Linked DNA regions of Mus musculus: region 2 is linked to region 1. The links are chromatin loops, found by intact Hi-C in ENCODE. Cell type or tissue: left cerebral cortex. All regions are shown on one strand. Region 1 has its middle 67 kb from the start of Rwdd3. Region 2 has its middle 170 kb from the start of Ptbp2.

Region 1 (5,000 bases):
CAATATTCATCTTGTTACCCATCTCATTATGAGATGTGTTTGCTCTCTACCTCTAGCGAGGACAGGTCTGATCTGCTGAACTGTTTGTTCCTGCGAACAATATTTTCATATCCTGCTTCCTTTTTAAAAAAAAAAATCTAGTGATATAAATACATTTTTCCCAAATAACCCTTCTCTAACTCCAAAACATCACAGAGCGTACTCCTTCAGCCTCTGTAACACGTGCGTTATCTGTGCATGCCTGAGCCACACGGTAACCACTTTGTGTGCTCTCCCACCCAGGGAAAGATACAACTGAGGAGAAAGGATGCCGAGAGGTTGCTTCGGTTTTTCTTTACAACGCACTACTAAATTACAGTAGCCTTTCCATCCCAGCCGAGAGGAAATATAATTTCCAACTAAAGTTGAGCCCAGATTCTGTTAAATTAAATAGCGAAGAGAAAATAGTTCTTGGCTTTCCTGCTCTTTGGTAGGATGCAGGGCAGGGGAGAATTGACATCAGCCAGTGCGAGATGATTAACCTGCAGTTTAGGTTGCGTTTCTAGGTGACTCGCCCATCATGCCGGGGAAAGCATCTCTGAAGCCGGCGCCTGCAACTTGCCTGCTTGAAGAAGCGCAGGTCTATCAGGACCCACAGTCGGGTCTGAGAAAGCTGTCATTTCGTGTGTCTAAAATAGCTTCTGATGTGATGTACAAGATGTCAAGAAGGGAAGGACAATAAAATAAAAGCCAAAGGAGGAGAACTATTTCAATTAAGAAGCATTTCTAGACCGATCCTTGGAAATCACATAAAATAAGAGCTGCCAGGATCAATCTGTGCTTAAAAGGTTGATTTTTGAGGCACTTACGTACAACAACCACGCAGGCCGGGAAGGGGGCAGGGTGGGTGGAGGGGATACAAATTATTCACAGGGCATGCTGAACTTTAAAAACTCGTTTCTCACAAGAAAGATATTTGGTTATTAAATTTGCCTAATGGATCTAGGGGAAATGTTCACGTGACAGGTTGGCAAGGGAAAGAATGAAACGCTCACACAGGAAAAAAAATATGACACATTTAATCTCCAGACCTATAAGACTGAGTTTCCCGAATTTCTAAGAATTTAAACTTTAATTACAGATAATTAAAATCCCTATATAAATTCTGGGGATTTCCTTTGATTGCAGCAATTTTTCCAATGATTTTTGGATGCTGTTTTTAGAGAAAGATAAATAGTCCAAGAACTGCCCTATCACCCCAGTAATCAAATATGCTAAAGGTGAATTGAAGGGGAAAAATCCTTATGAAATTTGAGGCAACCTTTGAGCCAAGAGTATAACACTATTAAATAGAGACATAAGAATTCTTTAAAAAAAAAAATAAATAAAACTCTGAATGTGGCTTCCATGCAAAATGTCACTTTCATTTTCGTTGGATTTTTCCCTCTCAAATGTATTTTATTTTAATTGTCAGATAAAACTGTATTATATACAGCATGTTTTAGAGAATATAGATTTATATATATATCCAATGTGAAATGTTTAAATCTGGCCAATTAGCACACACCCATTTGTTTTGTGAACTACACTGTTTGAGAAACAAATAGTAAACCTTCAATTTGCTAGTATTTGTATTTCATGCTTTGTACTGAGAGGGGTATGGGGCAGGGAAAAGGTTAGTTCACTTGCTCTTCAGCTACCTGACTTTAACTGCTTTCAAAGTGTGACCCTTTCTGTGTTCTTCTTCTGGGACTTTTTCTCTTAAAAAAAAAAAAAAAATCAAGTTTTTCTGAAGGGGAAACACTTTTTAAAATTCATCTGTTCGTCACCAAATCAAGACTTTGCCTGACGCACATCTTCCATAAACAATAAAGAGAAGCAGCCTGAGAGCTCCCTCCAATCAGAAGGAGAAAACTAAAATCAGCAGGGCCATGATTTCCTTAATATACTTAAAAGAGATAAAAACCCCATTGATGCTTCTAAAAATAAAAAGGAGGGAAGGGCTACTTTATTGATTCCCTGCAAACCAACGAACGTGTACCTTATTGATAACACTAAACACCATCTAAGCCTTTGGTGATTTTCAGCCGAAAGTCTGCTCCTGAATGAAGGCTTAAATCATTGTATTAATATATTAGAGGGAAAATTACCATGGGAGACACTTGGAAATTAATTAAAAACCCTGCACTCAGTTTGTTTGTGAGAGGAGATAAATATCACACACGGGGAAAGATGCCTGACAACCACCATAGCTTTCAGATCCCAAATTAGCCCCTGACAGCTATGTCTTTGTAGGAGTCTCCTTGGGGTACGATAAGCAGAGCTGTGTGGAATATGAAGATTCCTGATAGAAGTATTTATTACTGACACTTCCGAAACATTCCATGTGTGGCATCAGCAAAGCATGCCTCACCTCAGACAGAAATGTCAGCTTCGCATCCAAGATTTTTTTTTCCACCCACCCCCCGCCCCCCTCCCCACAACCAGCCCCATGCCTCCCTCCACATTCACCGCTTCCCACCTTCCGCTCCCAACTACGGTCTTTTTCAGAAGTTCAACAGCACCCCCTGCTGGAACTTGGGGGCTGCTTCAGCCTGTACACACTGGAGAGGCTCCATCGAGTCAGCAAAATGAAAGTGTATGTACAGCGGACCAGCTTCCCGCGAGGCAGGGACCACAGCACCATCCCGTTGTACAAAATCAGAGCTTCATAATGGCAATTTCGGCCGGTGTCAGGAGCTAAAGTCTTGAAAATATGTATACATTCTAAACAACAAACATCTAGCAAAGCTCTCATTCATTTTACGCGTGAAGACCAATAAATAACTGCTCTGTAATAATGACTGCTGCTGCGGAGTGGTTAAAAGGAAGAGACTTCACACGGGGAGATGAGGGGTGGGGTGGCTAGAGAACCACTATTTTATCTTGCTTACGTTGTTATAGACTCAACTCTGTCACTTAACATAATAAGCCGCATAAAGTGACAAAGGAGGAATCTCTCTGGGTCAGAGCTCCAAAAACACACCAGTCACTGTCCCGCCTCATCTAGCTAGCGAGCAAGGTATAATACAACAGCCCCAAATGTTTGTCAGAGAGGCAGTGGCTGTCCTTTCTCCCACCGTGTGAGCAGCCTTAGGTTGTCCAAAGGCTGGAGAAAATACTGCACTTTGTAAGCCTCACCCAGAATTAAGTGTGCACTCCAAAAAGGAGTCAGGCCAAGGGACTCAAGTCGAGCTCTGCTTTCTCTGATGTCAGCTTTTTCTTAGCAGGCCGGCAGGGGGGTTGCTAGGCTCTGTGCCTTTGGAGCAGGATCACCCAGAAGGTGCTCTGTCCGTGATATACTTATCTTGCTGCTAGGCAAGAAACAGATAACATCATCATGGGGAAGACTGCTTTACTGAGGGATTCCCAAGTCTGCCAGCATCAGGAAACAGGGTATTCACCACACCAGGCGCCCGTGTTAGGACAAAGGAGCAACCTCAGAATGAGTAAATGTCCAAATCAAGTTGTATTTTTATTTTTATCTCATTTTTTTCTTTTCTTTCTTTCTGTTTTTGCTTTTGTTTGATTGGTTGGTTGTTCTTTTGGTTGGCTGGTTGGTTGGCTAGTTGGGTTTTGGGTTGGCTTTGGTTTGGGGTTTGGGTTTTTTTATTTGGGGGGTTTTTTTGGTTTGTTTGTTTGTTTGTTTGTTTTATTTTTGTACGGGAGTTATTTGTTTGTTTTTCAAGACAGGATTTCTCTGTGTAGCCTTAGCTACGGGTTGTCCTGAAACTCACCCTGTAGACCAGGCTGGCCTGGAACTCACAAGGAGAAAGAACTAGAATACATGAGCTTACTCAGCAGTAAGTCTCAGAAGCTGAAAACATTCTAGACCTAGACTAGATTGTACAGAGCCTAGAAGCTTCCAGGGCTAGGCCTACATTACAAAATGGAGACAGTTAACATCAGAGACAGCACTTACTACATGAGAATAGTGAAAGTATTTTCACTTTTACACCTAGCAAAGTGGGGCCTTTATCTTAGCCAAGGGTCATCACAGGCTTTCTACAGAGATTAAAGAAATGTTATAAATTAGAGCTACAAATGATGGCTTAGGTCTGTAATTCCAGCACTTTGAAAGCTGAGGCAAAAGAGAGCTACAGAGGAAAATCACCATGGCCCAAGAAATGAAAATATAAAACTACATGATACAAGTTGACCACCCTGAATCTAAAAATTCACAAGCCAAACTGCTCTGAAATCTGAGAGGTGTTGAGCACCAACAAGACTCGAATCGGATTTTAAAGCAGCTTGGGTTCGGGCGCTTTTCAGATTAGTCATACCTAACTAGGAGAATCTATACAAATATTACAAAATCCAAAAACAAACTCCAAAATCTCAAAGACTTCTGGTCCCAAGCACATAGGATAAAAGACACTCAAAGAACTGTATGCCAAAGAGCCAGAGGCGGCTTGATCTCTCTGGAACAGAGGTGGAGGCTGGGAAGTTGGATGAGGCTCCCATGGGAGAGCACTCGCTGCTGTCCAGGGGAGACTGGGCTAGTTCTAGGAACCCTGGGAGACACTATGCAGAGGAGTGGAGTGACATATCCAGGAGGAACAGACACAGCTTGTGGTACTGCCCAAAGCAGGAAAGGAGAGCCTGAGCTCTGGGACTGAAAACAAGGCTGGCTGCTAAGTTTCTGAGAAGAACTGGTGGCTTATTGGATGTGGACCATGAGTGAGGAGGGTTTGGCAGTTACCAAGCTCAAAGTTCAGGAGAGCGCACAGATTGTGGCAGGGCTGAGTTGGAGACAAGGACCAAGGACAAGTCTGCTTGAGGGACAAGATGACACTCATAAGATGTGCTTCCGAAAAGATGTCCTCAAGTGTCCTCCACAGGCCTCCAGACAGATCCTTGTAACACTGATTATTAACACTGTCCTTGGCGGTCACAGCTGGAAAGGGACCTAACAGATCATTAAGGCCAAGCACTTTAAAAGCTCTGCTGTAGGGACCACAGGGTGGCAAAGCAAACTAGAG
Region 2 (5,000 bases), 1.2 Mb before region 1:
CACGTCTCCACCAAATATGGACTTATTTACGCCACCAGCTCTGCATCCGGCAGGTGCCATCTTTCAGGTGCAGCTCGGGCAGCCCAAGTTGGGGGAGGCCACAGCCTCCCACAAGTGGTGATATGGGAAAAACTTTTATGGGTCACAGTTAAAGAAAGCAGGGCTCCTCCAGGTCTCCCCCCCCCCAAAGGATTAAGATTCTGTTCTCTTGACTTGAATTTACAGCTATGAACAAAGTCAGATGTGAGCAGGGGTCAGGATGTGAGCAGGGGTCAGCAGAGAGAAGGTAATAGATTAACTAATAAAGTGATGCCTGGAAATAGGCAAGGTCTGCTCATGTGTTTTCTCTTTTTCCAGGCCCAGGATGACATAATCCGGAGAGTGTCTTTCTCACAAAGGCATAAAGCATCTTGTGGCTGGTTTGAGGGCACTACTTCTAGGAAAGGGAAGGTTTGTGGATCTTTCAGTCTTTCGTTGGAGGCACTCGATCTTCTCTGTGAATCTGCACCATATTTGCATAATAAAGAAAGCCAGTGGTGGCAATCCATTGTTTCTAACTGACCATATGCTGGATTTCATTGGCTGCTCCCATTGCCTAAGGAGTCCATTTGGTATTCACTCAGATGGTGGTAGCAAGCCTATTGGCATGGAAGAATGATCATACTGTTCAACGGTGCAGAGCTAATGAGCAAGCTCATAGCTCAAGCTCTGGGTTATTCACCCATTATCAGTTACAGTCAACACTAGCACAGCCTGAGGCCTAACAACCACTTACAAGGTATGATTATCCAAGCAGTGAAATCAGTAGGGCTACTCCGTTCACGCTTAACTGCCCTCCCTACCCCCACTGGACTTTTAACTCTTTGAAAACTAGTAATGTGCTTTGTTTATCATTGTTTTATAGGAGAATAGCTCAATTCATGGTCCAAGTAAGTAAATGATAAATGATGATTGATGGAATAACAAGATTTTCCCATTCTCTGGATCTTTTCTTCCCATCCTCTTCCTCCCTCTGCTTTGTACTCGGCATTTCTGCTCTCAGAGCAAGCTGAAGGGTCAGGTTAAGTGTGTATTAGCTTCAGTGAAACCCAAAGTCTCCCATCATGGACTGTACAGGGATTTTAGTAGGTACGATAGTCTAGCCATTCGGGACAGGAGTAAAGATATTCAGAATAGGAGCAGCAAAGGACAGATAAATGTTGTTCTTGGAAAGTACCAGGGCCATCGTCGATACCAAAGGCACAATGATTATGGTTTAAAAATGTTAAGAGTTTGTGTCTGACTCAGATGCTAATATAATGCAGCTTGAACTCCAAAAGAGGATTTGTTCCTTTGTTCCCTTTTGATTATTGGAACCCCTCGAAATGGCAGGCACTGCCTCACCCATTGATAATGTGGAGTAAGGCAAGATCTTTGTCAATGAGTCTGCAGGTCTAGCTGTGACATGTATGTAAATAGTTGCACTGCGTTAACAAGTCAGTGTCTCAAAGGGACAAGAACATCACAAAGTAGAATTTATCATTTACTTTTTGACCCCCTTCCCCTTCCGTCTTCTGAGGCAAATGCTGGGTGAAGGCCACACCTCTTAGGTGGTCATGACGCTTTGGCTCTATCCTCTCTTACAGTTGAGTCACCAAGGAGGGCAGTCATTGGAGATCTTTTACGAGGTGAGGTGGGCCATCCTATTGACAAGTGAGTACTGTCTAAAGCACTTGTTTTTATGAACTTCATTCAACGACCCCCAAACCTTTAACTGGTCAAGCTTTGGTGAGTTCCTGAGATTAAGGATTTAGCAAAACATCTAGGGACAAACAACAAAAGGAAAGATCCTTAGGGATGAATAAGAAGAAAGCAATGTACATAGTCAATGAGACAGTCGTTCCTCCTAAAAATTCTGTAAGTGGGCCTTCCCTGACATGATGGGCTCAGGACAGAACCTTGTCCAACAGTCCCTTTTGCTTATCCATTGTCTTCTTTTCCCTTCACACACCTTTATTAAAAAAGAAAATCCCACCTCCCAAGGTTTGTGGAATGGAATGAAACCCTGGAGGCAGTCAGTGTCTCTAGAAGGCAGAGAGCTGGCTCCTCAGGCGGGTGTCCTGGTTGTTATTAGGTGTGTCTTGTCTCCACCTCCATCCCCCTCCTTCAGGCTTCATCTTTCTTTTCTAGCACAATGAGGATTTAAGAGAGACAGGACAAGAATCCCCTCCTAAGGCTGGGTGGCCAGAAAAAAGTTTTAGGCTTTTATTTTACTTTGTATTTGTTTGTATGTTTGTTTATTTTGGTTTGGTTTTTGCCTTTTCCCATGGAGGACATTAATGGAAAGTGATGCGAGATTTTAGATCTTTGGAGCTTTGCCTCATTAGAGAAGCTCCAGCATTCTCTCCAAGTTCCGGCACTTCTGGCTTCCATCACTTGCACAAACACTGAGAACAAACAAGCCCCCTGCCCCGCCCCCAAATCCATCTCTGCTAGCAGCTCGCAAGCATCTCCTTCTCTCTCCCAGGGCTTTCTCCTAGGACTGAAGATTTATCTTGGCCTTACTTCAGACATTCCCCTCTGCTCTTCCACGGGCTGCGTTCTTCTCCAATGTTTCCTCCCTGCCTCCCTTGGTACTCATTAATTAACTGCTCCTCGCTGTGTGACTAAACGAGAGCCGAGAGCTGTTGTGTTTGGCTATAGAGAGGATTATGACATTTTGCAAACATGAGCGCGCGCGCGCGTGCGCGCATACACACACACACACACACACACACACACACACACACAGACACACACACAGACACACACAGGGGCGGGAGGAAGACGCTGAGGAAAGATCTTGGGTAATATAGGCAAAGGAGATAAACTTACAGGGGAGAAAAAAAAACACCTCTTAAAACCTGTTGAAGCAAGTAACCAAAACAGAAAGAAGAGGGGTGGGGGGACGGGTTGATTATTTGGTGACATTTACTTATTCCGACATGATATTTTAAAAGGCAAATACAGAAGCAGGAACTTGCTATTTAATTGAGGTTCAGGTATTTCAAAGCCTGCTTATCTCTCCAGCCCGTCCGGTGTTTCCATGGTGCCCCCTTTCCGCTTCTATTAGTCTGGAACGTGGGTAGCAAGCTGAGGAACAGTTTTAATGAGTAAATCCTTTTCTACACCAAATTTTATAGATAATTAAATCTGATTTATGGGGCAGGCTTCCGAGACAGTAAGAGAGGGAGGGAAGGAAGGAGAAAGGGGGAGGGGGCCAATTATTTGAGCTCTGAGTGGGCCCCGCTTTGTGTGTGTAGCCTTCCCAGCAGGCACCCTGCTTGGCAGGGTTGGCAAGGCGGTTTGAAAGCATAATGAGCTTCAGGGATGGGCCTGGCCATTTTTTTTTTTTTTTTTTTTTTTTGGTTTGTTTGTTTGTTTGGGGATTTGCTGATTTGGTTTTCATTTTTAGGCAAGGAAGTTCTCTGGTCCCAGTAATAGAACCTTATCTTTATTCTGCACTCTCTCGGTTTTCTTCAAGTTATGTCTAAAGCAAAGCACCTAGGCCCAGGAGTTTCCACATGCGAAACAATATGTCTTAAGCATTGGCTCTGTAGCAGAACAATTCTAGAAGCTGGAGATGCAGCCCTCAGCTATGAAGGCTGTTCAGACATCTGTGTGGGTGTGGTGTGAAGTAGATTCACTCAGTGGAAAAATATACCAACAAAGGGAAGTCTAAAACAGAAAATAGAAAGGATGGGTAGGTGGGAACTGCATCCACCATTTCCCATAGTTTATCATATACCATGTAGTATATAGAGGCAGGTTTGGTTCTAAGGACCATTGTCTATGACCACTTGTAGCTTAAAAGCAACCAAGCCAGTAATGGTTTCTGATGTGCAATGCCCAGGGCAGTGCCTGGACCACAGCCATGTGTATTAATTGACCTTGAAATGCTGTGTGAAGTGGTTGTTTGGTTACTGTCTCATTCCTCGTGACCTTACAGGTCTCTGGTAGCTATTCTACATTTTGATTTGCATCCGTCAATAAAACGAAGATGACACTGGTTTGAGTCACCTGTCCTGTACTACTGGGGATTGTTGCACCCATCAGCACACACAAGACTTTATCAATCAAGCCTCCTAGTTTGACTCCATTTTGAAGGAATATGTTCAACATGGGGCTTTAAAAAGCCAAGATCATTGCCACCATCAGCCACTATTATCACTGTCAATTATCATGAGTGACACATGTGTCGGATACTTTACATAAAAATTTAAAACACAATTAGTGCTGTGAATAAGACACTAAATGGCACACTGCCAAGTTGTGCCCAAATGCTTCGCTTCCATGACAACACTAAGAGAGAACACACAGGCCTGTGGAAAGTGTGTACCTTACTTTTCTTTCGATTTATCTTGTTTCCTGACTGATAAATATCAGCAAGTAATTTTTAAAAAAACTAGAAAGACATACAGAAAATGAAAGTTTAATCCTTAGACCCAACTGCTAACACCTGGCTACTGCTTTCTTGTGTCTGTGTACTATCATGGATGAAGATCTAGTGCTGGACTAGCATAGCTTGGTTTCTCAATCATGCGGTCCATTTTCTTTTCATGTCTACACACACAAGTCTACCTCTATATTTTAAAAACTTTACTGTATTAGCCGTATGGTTGAACAATAGCTCAATCAATTTGTATTTAATATTTGTGTTAGGGATTTAGGGTTAGTTCTTGTGGATGTTTATTAAAATGAACTATATTAACAAACCAGATTTTGCAGTTTTATTCTTTTTATTTTAATGTCAAAACTAATATGTATATACACACACACAGGCAATATATTCACCACATATAATATGTACATGTGCAATCCCCAAGTCATTGGCTTATTTCCTTTCCAATCGTAAAATAAATAAAATCACTCCTTTAGAAACCACACTTGGATAGGCTATGTTATGTAAAGATATGCAAGTGAGGATGGTAGCTATTAGCAAAACTGACTTAAAAAGTACTGCAAATTTTTAAAAAAAGTCT

Evidence for each region. A loop is a pair of places that touch in the nucleus more often than their neighbours do. Peaks named below come from ENCODE experiments on the same cell type or tissue, not always from the same donor. Only the 100,000 strongest peaks of a DNase experiment are listed, where the experiment ranks them.
Region 2: it touches region 1 in a loop (5-fold over the local background); 2 of 42 quality-filtered maps call a loop at or near these places.

Annotation. Positions count from the first base shown.
Region 1 is chr3:121,102,471-121,107,470 of GRCm38, forward strand. No RefSeq gene overlaps it. Among named protein-coding and RNA genes, the nearest start is that of Rwdd3, 67 kb to the right of the region's middle. In left cerebral cortex, a CTCF peak has its summit at 2,562 (motif pointing left); DNase peaks (open chromatin) are centred at 300, 529 and 2,545; H3K4me3 peaks cover 1,374 bases; H3K27ac peaks cover 1,932 bases.
Region 2 is chr3:119,946,646-119,951,645 of GRCm38, forward strand. No RefSeq gene overlaps it. Among named protein-coding and RNA genes, the nearest start is that of Ptbp2, 170 kb to the left of the region's middle. In left cerebral cortex, no CTCF peak of the experiment used is centred here; DNase peaks (open chromatin) are centred at 2,598, 3,210, 3,636 and 4,252; H3K4me3 peaks cover 295 bases; H3K27ac peaks cover 459 bases.